2 separate regions of the Homo sapiens genome follow, and region 1 is linked to region 2. The links are chromatin loops, found by intact Hi-C in ENCODE. Cell type or tissue: mammary epithelial cell. All regions are shown on one strand. Links, peaks and the distances in the headings refer to the core of each region. The heading gives the core; the rest is flanking DNA. Region 1 has its middle 92 kb from the start of MIR4473. Region 2 has its middle 220 kb from the start of MIR4473.

What was found. A loop is a pair of places that touch in the nucleus more often than their neighbours do. Peaks named below come from ENCODE experiments on the same cell type or tissue, not always from the same donor. Only the 100,000 strongest peaks of a DNase experiment are listed, where the experiment ranks them.
Region 1: a loop joins it to region 2, with 2.4 times the contacts of the local background. A loop is called at or near these places in 2 of 110 quality-filtered maps.

The regions. Positions count from the first base shown.
Region 1 is chr9:20,317,422-20,321,818 of GRCh38, forward strand. No RefSeq gene overlaps it. Among named protein-coding and RNA genes, the nearest start is that of MIR4473, 92 kb to the right of the region's middle. In mammary epithelial cell, for the core only: no CTCF peak of the experiment used is centred there; DNase peaks (open chromatin) are centred at 2,400, 2,650 and 3,750; H3K27ac peaks cover 2,552 bases.
Region 2 is chr9:20,190,723-20,195,119 of GRCh38, forward strand. It overlaps a transcript of SLC24A2 not described here. Among named protein-coding and RNA genes, the nearest start is that of MIR4473, 220 kb to the right of the region's middle. In mammary epithelial cell, for the core only: CTCF peaks have their summits at 918 and 1,872 (motif pointing right); no DNase peak of the experiment used is centred there.

The sequences.
Region 1 (4,397 bases), core at 296-4,295, 130 kb after region 2:
GGGAGGCTGAGAAGCCAAAGAGGAGGCAGCATACAACCCAGAGATTAGCAAGAGCAGAAAGCTGCTGCCATGCCTCAACTGCACAGACAAATTGAATGTCAGGGTTAGGCAAGACTTGGGGCCTGGGTCACCTACTAAGTGGAAATGAGGACCATGGCAGCTCTGTCAGGAGGAAATTGGAGCCAGGCAGGAGGAGAGAAAGAGGATAGAAATACCTGGGCTTCTTTCATCCTCCCACCCTCCAATCTCCTGCCAAGGCCTCAACAGGCCAGAGATCTGGCTGACACCGGAGATTGCAGGGATGGCCTCCTGACACACAGAGAGAGCAAGGATTGGGAGAGAATAGAGCTGAGGGCAAGCAGCCCAGGCCTGGCCTAATATCCACTGTGCATGAGTCTTTAAAGTCTCACAACTTAGGATGTGAGAATTACTGTTCTAATCTTACAGAGATGCCGAGACTGTGAGAGTGTCAGTAGCTCACTCCAGAGCGCCAGCTCCGAGATCCATTCCAACTTGGGTCTGCACATGTGGTGGCTCTAGGGGCTGTGGCTCCTTCCCCTCCACGTTTGTAGGTTCCATTCTGATTCCTTCTTGCCTCTATCTGTGCTGTCCCTAAATACACAGGCCCCATACAAACAAACCACATGAGGGAAAGCCCTCCTGTAAGGGACCCAGTGGACAAGGACAGACTCAACAACCACTGGGTCACCATCGATATTTCCTCTCTTGCCCTTTGGGCTTTTGCTCAGATCTCAGGCCATACCTGCTCCCTCTCTGACTGCCCCTCTCCCTCTGTGACCTGGCCCTGTAAACATCCTAACCCTGCTTCCCTGGTGAACTTCTTTTTCATCCTCGAGACCTTATCCTAGTCAACACGTTTTCCAGGAGGCCTTCTCTGGCCCCTCAGACCAGCCCACCATGTGCCCCTTGGCTGCAGGCAATTCCTCTTTCATTATCCTCATGCGCTTTGTGATTTGGGGCCTGGTGGGACAGTCTGCTGAACCATTCATTCATGGGTGTTCTGTGGTTCCATTTCTTCATTTCTACCAGGTGCCTGGCTTTGCATTCCTTTGCTGCAGGGATTTTTCCAGAGAGAAAGTGGAAGCTGAAGGAAGACATTGTTCTTCATGTAAAACACCCAGTCCTTTGCAGGCAAAGCAAAGGGTGAGAGCCCTTCCTTCGATGACAGGAAGAGAGGAGAGAAATTCTCAAGGTGGATGACGGTAGACAGATGCTGAGCTTAGCAGAGACCAGACTGAAATGTAACCAAGTGTTAGTGGAATACTTTTCCCCTGAATACATTTACTAAAAATTCAGCCTTTTAAACAATTTTTTGTTTTGAGTTGGTGTCTTCCTCTGTCACCCAGACTGGAATACAGGGACACAATCATGGCTCACTACAGCCTCAAACTCCTGGCCTCCAGAGATCCTCCCACCTTGGCCTCCCAACATGCTGGGCTTTTTAACAATTTTAAGTCATATGTTGACATGGCTGCTGTTAAGAATATGACAGATGATAGAGGAAAGAAATTGGACAATTAAGTGCCCAGTCTCCTATTAGAAGTTGGACAAGAGTACCTACTCCCCTATCATCCAAGGGTGGCTCAGGCCCTATTCTGCAGACCACCCCCTCCCCTCCCTGGTTAGAGCCTGCCTGTGTCTCCGACAGAAGTGTGCCTAGGGAGCTGTGAATATTCCTCAGAGAGATGGCCAAGGCGTGCACCTGAGGACGCCAGGGCCTTGTCATGGACTTTCCAGCTCAGGTGGACATTCATATACCCACAGGTCACACTGACACAGCAGAACACACTGAGCTGCCTCACATCTTGGCCTGCTTGCCCATCTGGAGACTGAGGTAAAATAGAGATGTTGGCAGCAGCTATGATGGACCAGAAACCAGAGGCCCTTCCTGTGTTTTCAGAATCCTCGTGAAGGCCCTGGGCTTCTGGTGCAAAACTAGGAGTTGGAATTTCCTGCTGCCCTGGCAGGATGAGAGCTTAGAGTCAGCTTTGACTTAAAGAAAACAAACAAAAGTGTGTATTTTTGCACATGAATTGTTGACTGAGGTTCATGCCCACACGATTTGTTTAACGTGTGACTTTTCCAAGTCCCTGACAGCCAAGACTGCCTGAACTCACGGCCCAACGCCCCAACGCATAGTAAGTGCTCGGTCAATATTTCCTGAGTCGAGTGAATGGGTAGTTTTGGAAGTCAAATCTTGGAAGAGCATTTCTCTGTTTCCTCCGGGCAGACCCTGCAGGCATCAGCTCCAGGAGGCATTCGTCCTGACGGTCCCCTAAACCCTGCTGACACATGAGCAGACACTGCACAACTGCACTGGCGGTTTCTGTCCAGACAGGCACTCCCTCTGTGGTGAGAAATACCTCTGAAGTTGCCTAGCATCTTGGGGCTCCTTGCCCATCTTTAGAATTTTCAAGTGCCCCAAGCTATTGTGAATGTGTTCAATGTTTATATTCCAAGCAGCTTGAATCTATGCCTTGCAAAAATGCAAGTTGGAAAGTTAATTCATTCCTTTATGTCAAGGTAATTGCAGTTTCACCCTAATCCTCTCTTGTCAAAGACATTTCTACAATGCAGGGAGTTATCTTTTACAAGAGACACTTCAAGGTGATTTAATAACAACACTTGCTATGAGTCACATTTTCCCTGTAGTCATCTACTCTTCAGCTTGGGAGAGCAGGGCTTCAAGTACAGAAGAGAGAAGGCATTTGGCTAGTCACATAACCCACTTACACACGCTCAGCCAAATGTACACCTTCAAGAGAAAAAGAAAGCCCTAATGAGCACTTGTGGTAACTAAGGTGCTAAACGAGATCTTTCCAAGCAATGCTATTTTTGTTTGTTTGCTTTAGGGCAAGCTATATTCACTCAGTGCTTTGAAACTTAAGACACGTATGAATTTCATGACTGCGGACAAAGAGGAAATTTGATATGGAGATTAATTATTAATTCAACATTTACTGAGCCCCTACTATGAGCTGTGCTAGGGGCTTGGCTACAACAGCACACAGGCTTGCCTGCCAGCTGCCCTCACCAAGCTAGTGGTCCAGCAGGACTGCAGATGTCAAACAAATAACAAAGGCCAAAGATGTCTCTTTCTCTCTCTGTCTGTGTCTCTTTTAAATGCAAAACTATAAATTTATTTTATATACTCCTTTTTACTTCATCTGCATGATAAAAGGAATACAGATGTATTTTTTAATGTAACCAAATTCCCATCTCACTGCGCAGTAGGAAAAAGTCTACCCACTCCTCACAGTTTCTAGTTCTCCCCTCACAGTGGAGCTCATCAAAAGGCAGAGGACATTGGCTGGGACGTGACCAGGTTTCAGGCAATTTGGGAGTGAAAGGCCAGCAGGCAGCTTTATCTTGAAGACTGTTCAGCTCCACAGGGTGACAGATTCTCCCACCAACCATGTCTCTGTCAGCCTCAGCCCAAGAGAAAATTGAGCTGAATAAGAGAGGTCTCAGTGGAAATTATATTGGAAAGACTCACCATAATGGCTTCCTGAAAAAAATACATAAACAAAACACATTTTTCCATCCAAATTAAACAAGTAGGTCAAGAGGGCAACTTTGCCAAGTGCCACTTACTCCCACCTCCAGCTGGAATTTTCTGGGCATGCCAGCACTGGTGTTACTTGCCGTAGGCAGATTCTCTACCCATACTTACAAAAATCCACACCAGCTACTTCTGATGGAGTTCTTAGCGTGCCTCTTTCAACTGGATTTCTAAACAAGGAACAATGTAATTGGCAGGTAATAACAGGCTAACAGGATTGTCTTAACAGATACTGGTGCCTTTTCAGTTCAGACTTTCACCAGCCAAGAGGTTCTATACAAAAGATCCACACATCAGAGCCATGTGATGAGAGGCCAAAACACTGGAGAGCTGTAACCCTGAATGAAGGAGTCAGGTTTACATATTGATTCAAAAAAAAATTGCTACTCTTATCCCTGTGTGACATCATGCTTTGAATATGATCATTGAAGATGTTACTTGGAGTGCAGCTACCTTGAACCCTCGGTGAAATGAAATGGGATAGAAAGGAGTAAGATTGTTGGGGGCTTTAACTACCGTTCCACACTTTTGAAAGTTAGAAAAACAAAGAGCAACAGCAGCTGCCTCTGTGTTGGTAATCATATTTTCCACCAGCAACTGGCTCCCATTGGTTGGAGCCAATCCTTTGCTGTAACAGAGGATCTAAGCTGCCAAGAGAAGGTCCTCATGTTCAGATAGAGCAATAGAGCGGAGCATTTGAAATGAGGAGCTTCACACCAGTCCCCTGTAGGTCTGAGTGCCTGAGGCTCCCTGCAATGCGTGCACACAGTCATTATGCTGCTCCACAGAAAGAGATGGGAGCTGGATGAGTCCT
Region 2 (4,397 bases), core at 271-4,270:
TTAAAAAATAAAAATTAAAAAAATCCCTAGATTTAAATTCTGGCTTTGCTACTTAGCAATTGTATGACTTCGGGAAAATTATGTAAATTCTCTGAGTGTTTTCATCTTTAAAAAGGGATGACAAAAATGGTACCTATTCACAGGATTAATGAAGATTAGATAATGTTTATACATTGTTTAGTACAGTACTTGGTACATAAAAAGTTCTCCAAAAGTGTTAACTGTACACAATTATTTTTCCATGCTCTTCTCAAGGAGCTTGCTCTCTAACAGCAATTTCCACACTAACATTCTTCCCGTCTCTAAAACTTCAATATTTGTGAATTGACTTTGAAAGATTATTTCCCCTGCAGCAAAAATCTCAGATAAAGTGCTCTTTGAGTCACTTAGGGTCATAAAATTGGCCTAATCAAGGTGTAATCACCATGTTTTCCGGACCTTTTTTTTTTTTTTGCAGGACAGACAAGACCTTTGGATCTCTTACTTCCATTCATAAAAACATCTATTATTGCTTTTAGCTTATAAAATATCATTGATGATCTCCTTAGTAAGTATGTAGTTTATATACTTACTGTTTCTGCGGACATAAAAATATCTCAAAGGGTTTTGCACAATCACATGCAACTTCAAGATCCTGATTCACTTTTTCCTATAAATAAGTTCATAAATGGTGCCTTCCCGTGCCAGCATGATTTATGGGACCATAATCCTCACCAGGGATAAGTACACTATAGGAGGTGAGTGCCTAAGACCAGAAGTGAGGTGTAACTGCACAGCTAGTCCAGAAAGCATTCCGACAGTATCTGGAGAAACTAAGAGAGTTTATTCCCTATGGCTAGGTAATTACATTCTCTGGCATATATCTAAAAAAATTATCATATGGATCCACCAGGGGCCACCTAAGAGAATGTTCAGTGTGGCCTCCTTGTGGCAGTAGAGAATTCAGGGCAAACTAGATATCCATTAAGACGGGAAAAGAAGAGTAAAATGTGGTGGTAAGTGCCCTCTAAGGGATGCTATGCAGTGGGTAGATGAAATGAATTTGATTTAATTTTAGTTGTGTGGATAGATCATAAAAGAAATTTGAAGTGAAAAAAAGAGTGAGGTTTCCAGAACAAAACCAACTATACTTGAGGCAGCATGTCTTATTTTAGGAGGGTACACACATGTTTATGAACAGTTCAAACATATTAGAGGATCCTGGCATTGACCCATGAAGATAAGATGCTATGCACAGAGGGGTAAGATGAACTCAACTTTCCGCAGCTCAGGTCCAACCAAACCAAAGCAAATAAGGGAGAGGTGCAGATCAGTTGCAATAGGCATGTGGAGGAAAGTGTGAATATCCTAATTTTAGAAGATCAAACAAATTTTCATGAAAGTGTTGGAATTCCAGCTGCTAGAAGAGCAGGATTAGGTGGTTGAAGATGGGAAAGGTCTATGAAGTCAGAGGTAACTGCTTAAGCAAAGACTCTAAAAGAAGCCAGAAGTTAATCAGGAAAGGATGCAATGAGCATGGTAGACAGAGATTGGGATGAAGTGGGTGAGAAGGCCAAGAAGATGGACAAAGGCTGGGGCTGGGGAGGCCTGGAAAGTTGCACTAAAGACTATTTTGTAGACAAGGGGCAGCCAGTGAATGTTTTAAATTGGGAAGATATATATATATATTTAAGAAAGATATTCTGAGAGCTGAGTTAAAGGTGGATGGGGAGAGAGGTGACTACAGTCAGATACATCTTGTAGAGGAGGAATCATTAACATCAGAATCACATGGACACTTATTAGAAATGCAGATTCCTAGAGCCTAATTCAGTCCATTGTATCAGAAGGGATCCAGATAGAGCCCTGGAATGTATATTTTTAAACCAGCCTCCAGGTGGCACTTAGTTCAACTGGGATTAAGAACTATGTCATTATTAACCTCAGCTGCATATTATTATAGAATCAGTTGGGAAGACTTTTAAATTCCTGATACGGGGGCTGCTCATCAGACAAACTGCATTGAAATCTCTGGGCCTGGGGCCTGGGCATCAGTATTTTTTTGAAGCTCCTTGATTAATTCCAACATGCAGCCAAGGTTGAGAACCACTGCACTGCAAAGAGCCTTTCTTAGAAAACTCAAGAGCCAGCAAGACTTCCCCTCATTCTATCTTCATTTAATCTCCAGCTAATTTGATTCTCTACTTAATTAGATCAAAGCCTCAGGGTCTAAATCACTTATATTAAAAATATAAATTACCCAATCTTTTATTTGAAGAACCCCCCAGCACACAGTATAGTGCTTTTCCATCCCTAGTCTTGGGCAATTGACATTTGATTATCATAAGAGGTCTAAAGTCAGAATTAAATAAAAGTAGCAAGATCCCTGCTCTAGTTTCTTCTGGTGAAAAGAAACAATAACAGGTGGTAGAACAGTCCACATGCCTTGATATTGAGTATACCCTGAAATCATCTACATTCAAAATATTGGATGCATATACCAATTAAGGTGAAAGGAATGGGTTTGAAATAAAGTACAAACTGGATTTGTAACCCTGAGTAGCATTAAGGCATATAAATCATGCCTTGAAATTTTATTATTTATTAGTCAGTGAACAGACTTCTGCTTTAAAATGGTACCTGGCTAGAGTTTCCTGGGGTATTCTCCCAGCTTCCCTTTAAAATTTCTAAGAAGAAAAAGAAAAGCAAGAAAACTTGAAAGCTCACACCACCCAAAAGAAAGATTATCAACCCAGTGCCAGAATCTGGGAAGACTTTCCCTTAAATAGAAATTATATATAATTTATTTTTAATATATGTAATGTATTTTAACACCCAACTGACATCCCCTAATGAAATGTAGTTGATCTTTTAATATATAAGCAAATGTCTATCAATATAGATTCTAAAATTAATACTGGATGCTGAAACTGATAAACAGGATAGTTTAAAGATGATAAATATTTAGGATGTTGATTTTTAAAATATGTAACCCAATAGAGAGACATACAAAAAATAACTGAATAATTAGAGACACTAAGTTCTTAAACAGAATATTCTGTGTATCTACTGAAAGTTATTTGTAAATTCAATGACTTATCTACAGAAGTCCCAAGAGGGTTTTTGTTTTGTTTTGTTTTTAAATATGGCAAAATGATCCTATCGGTTGAAAGAATAATCAAAGGGGCAATGCCAAGAAAATACTGACAAGGAAGACTTTCCCTATCAGACTTTAAGATTTATCAAAGAATTATAGTAATCAAATAGAAGTAGCACAGGAATAGAATCAATGGAATAGGACAGAGTGTGTGTAAATATGAAAATTTAACACATGGTTAAATGAGGTATTTCAAATTATCAGAGAAAAAGATTGAGCTGGGTTTTTTTTTGGGAAAACAAAAGTAAGCACTCCTTCCATCTTTCCACTAAGTAGAACTCTGGACAAATCAAGGATTTAGATGCTCAAACATGATAAAATGTCTTTTAAGCATGTCATGAAAACCAGAAATCAAAGAATAAAGACCAATAAATCTGATTACCTATAAGTCTTAGACTTCTGTATGGAAGAAAGAAGAGAAAATACTGCCATAAACCAATATCTCTGGGCATCAGGTAAGGCACTATTCTTTAGAGACTCAAATCCATTTGACTGAAGCCCGATTCCAGATCCTTTGGTACTCTTCATCCCTTCTCCAAGATTACTGTACACATTCAGGGGCTCACATGCTCATGGCCACTCCTCACCTTTCTCAAAAAATCCTTGTTCTAAATTAATTTATAGGTTGGTTACTTTTCTTTGATTTTCCTAAAATCTCATTCAAAATATTTATTTAACAGAGTTTATTGAAGGTTTAGAATGTGAAAAGAAATGCCAGCAATATCAAATTGAATATCAGGTAGCTTTATCCTAAGAACTCCTTTGTATAGCCCATTTGGAATATATTATTAACAATATTTTTCTGCAGGCTTTAGTTTCTTGCCATGTTGTCTATCCCTGTCTCTCACAGTATTTTTTTTCACATCCTCTCATTTCTCTACTTTTTCTAACTCTCCACATTTCTATTTGATTATTAAATGCAGAAAAATAGAGAACACCTGGATCAAGTAAAACAGCACCATTGACATTTTAGGAAACACACACAGACAGACACACACACGCATGCACACACACACTACATCTTTTCCCATCACAACCACTACTCCACTGCTAGAAATAAATAATATTCTAAGATTGCTAGTAACTACATTCGTGTTTTTCTTTATAGTTTTATTACCTAGGTATACATCCGTAAACCATGTAAATTAGTTTCTTTTTGAACTTTTTATTAATGGAATATTGGATATGTTCTTTTTGTCTCAGTTTTCTTCCCCAGCTCATGTTGATAAGATTTGTCCATGCTGGAACATGTAATTTTAAT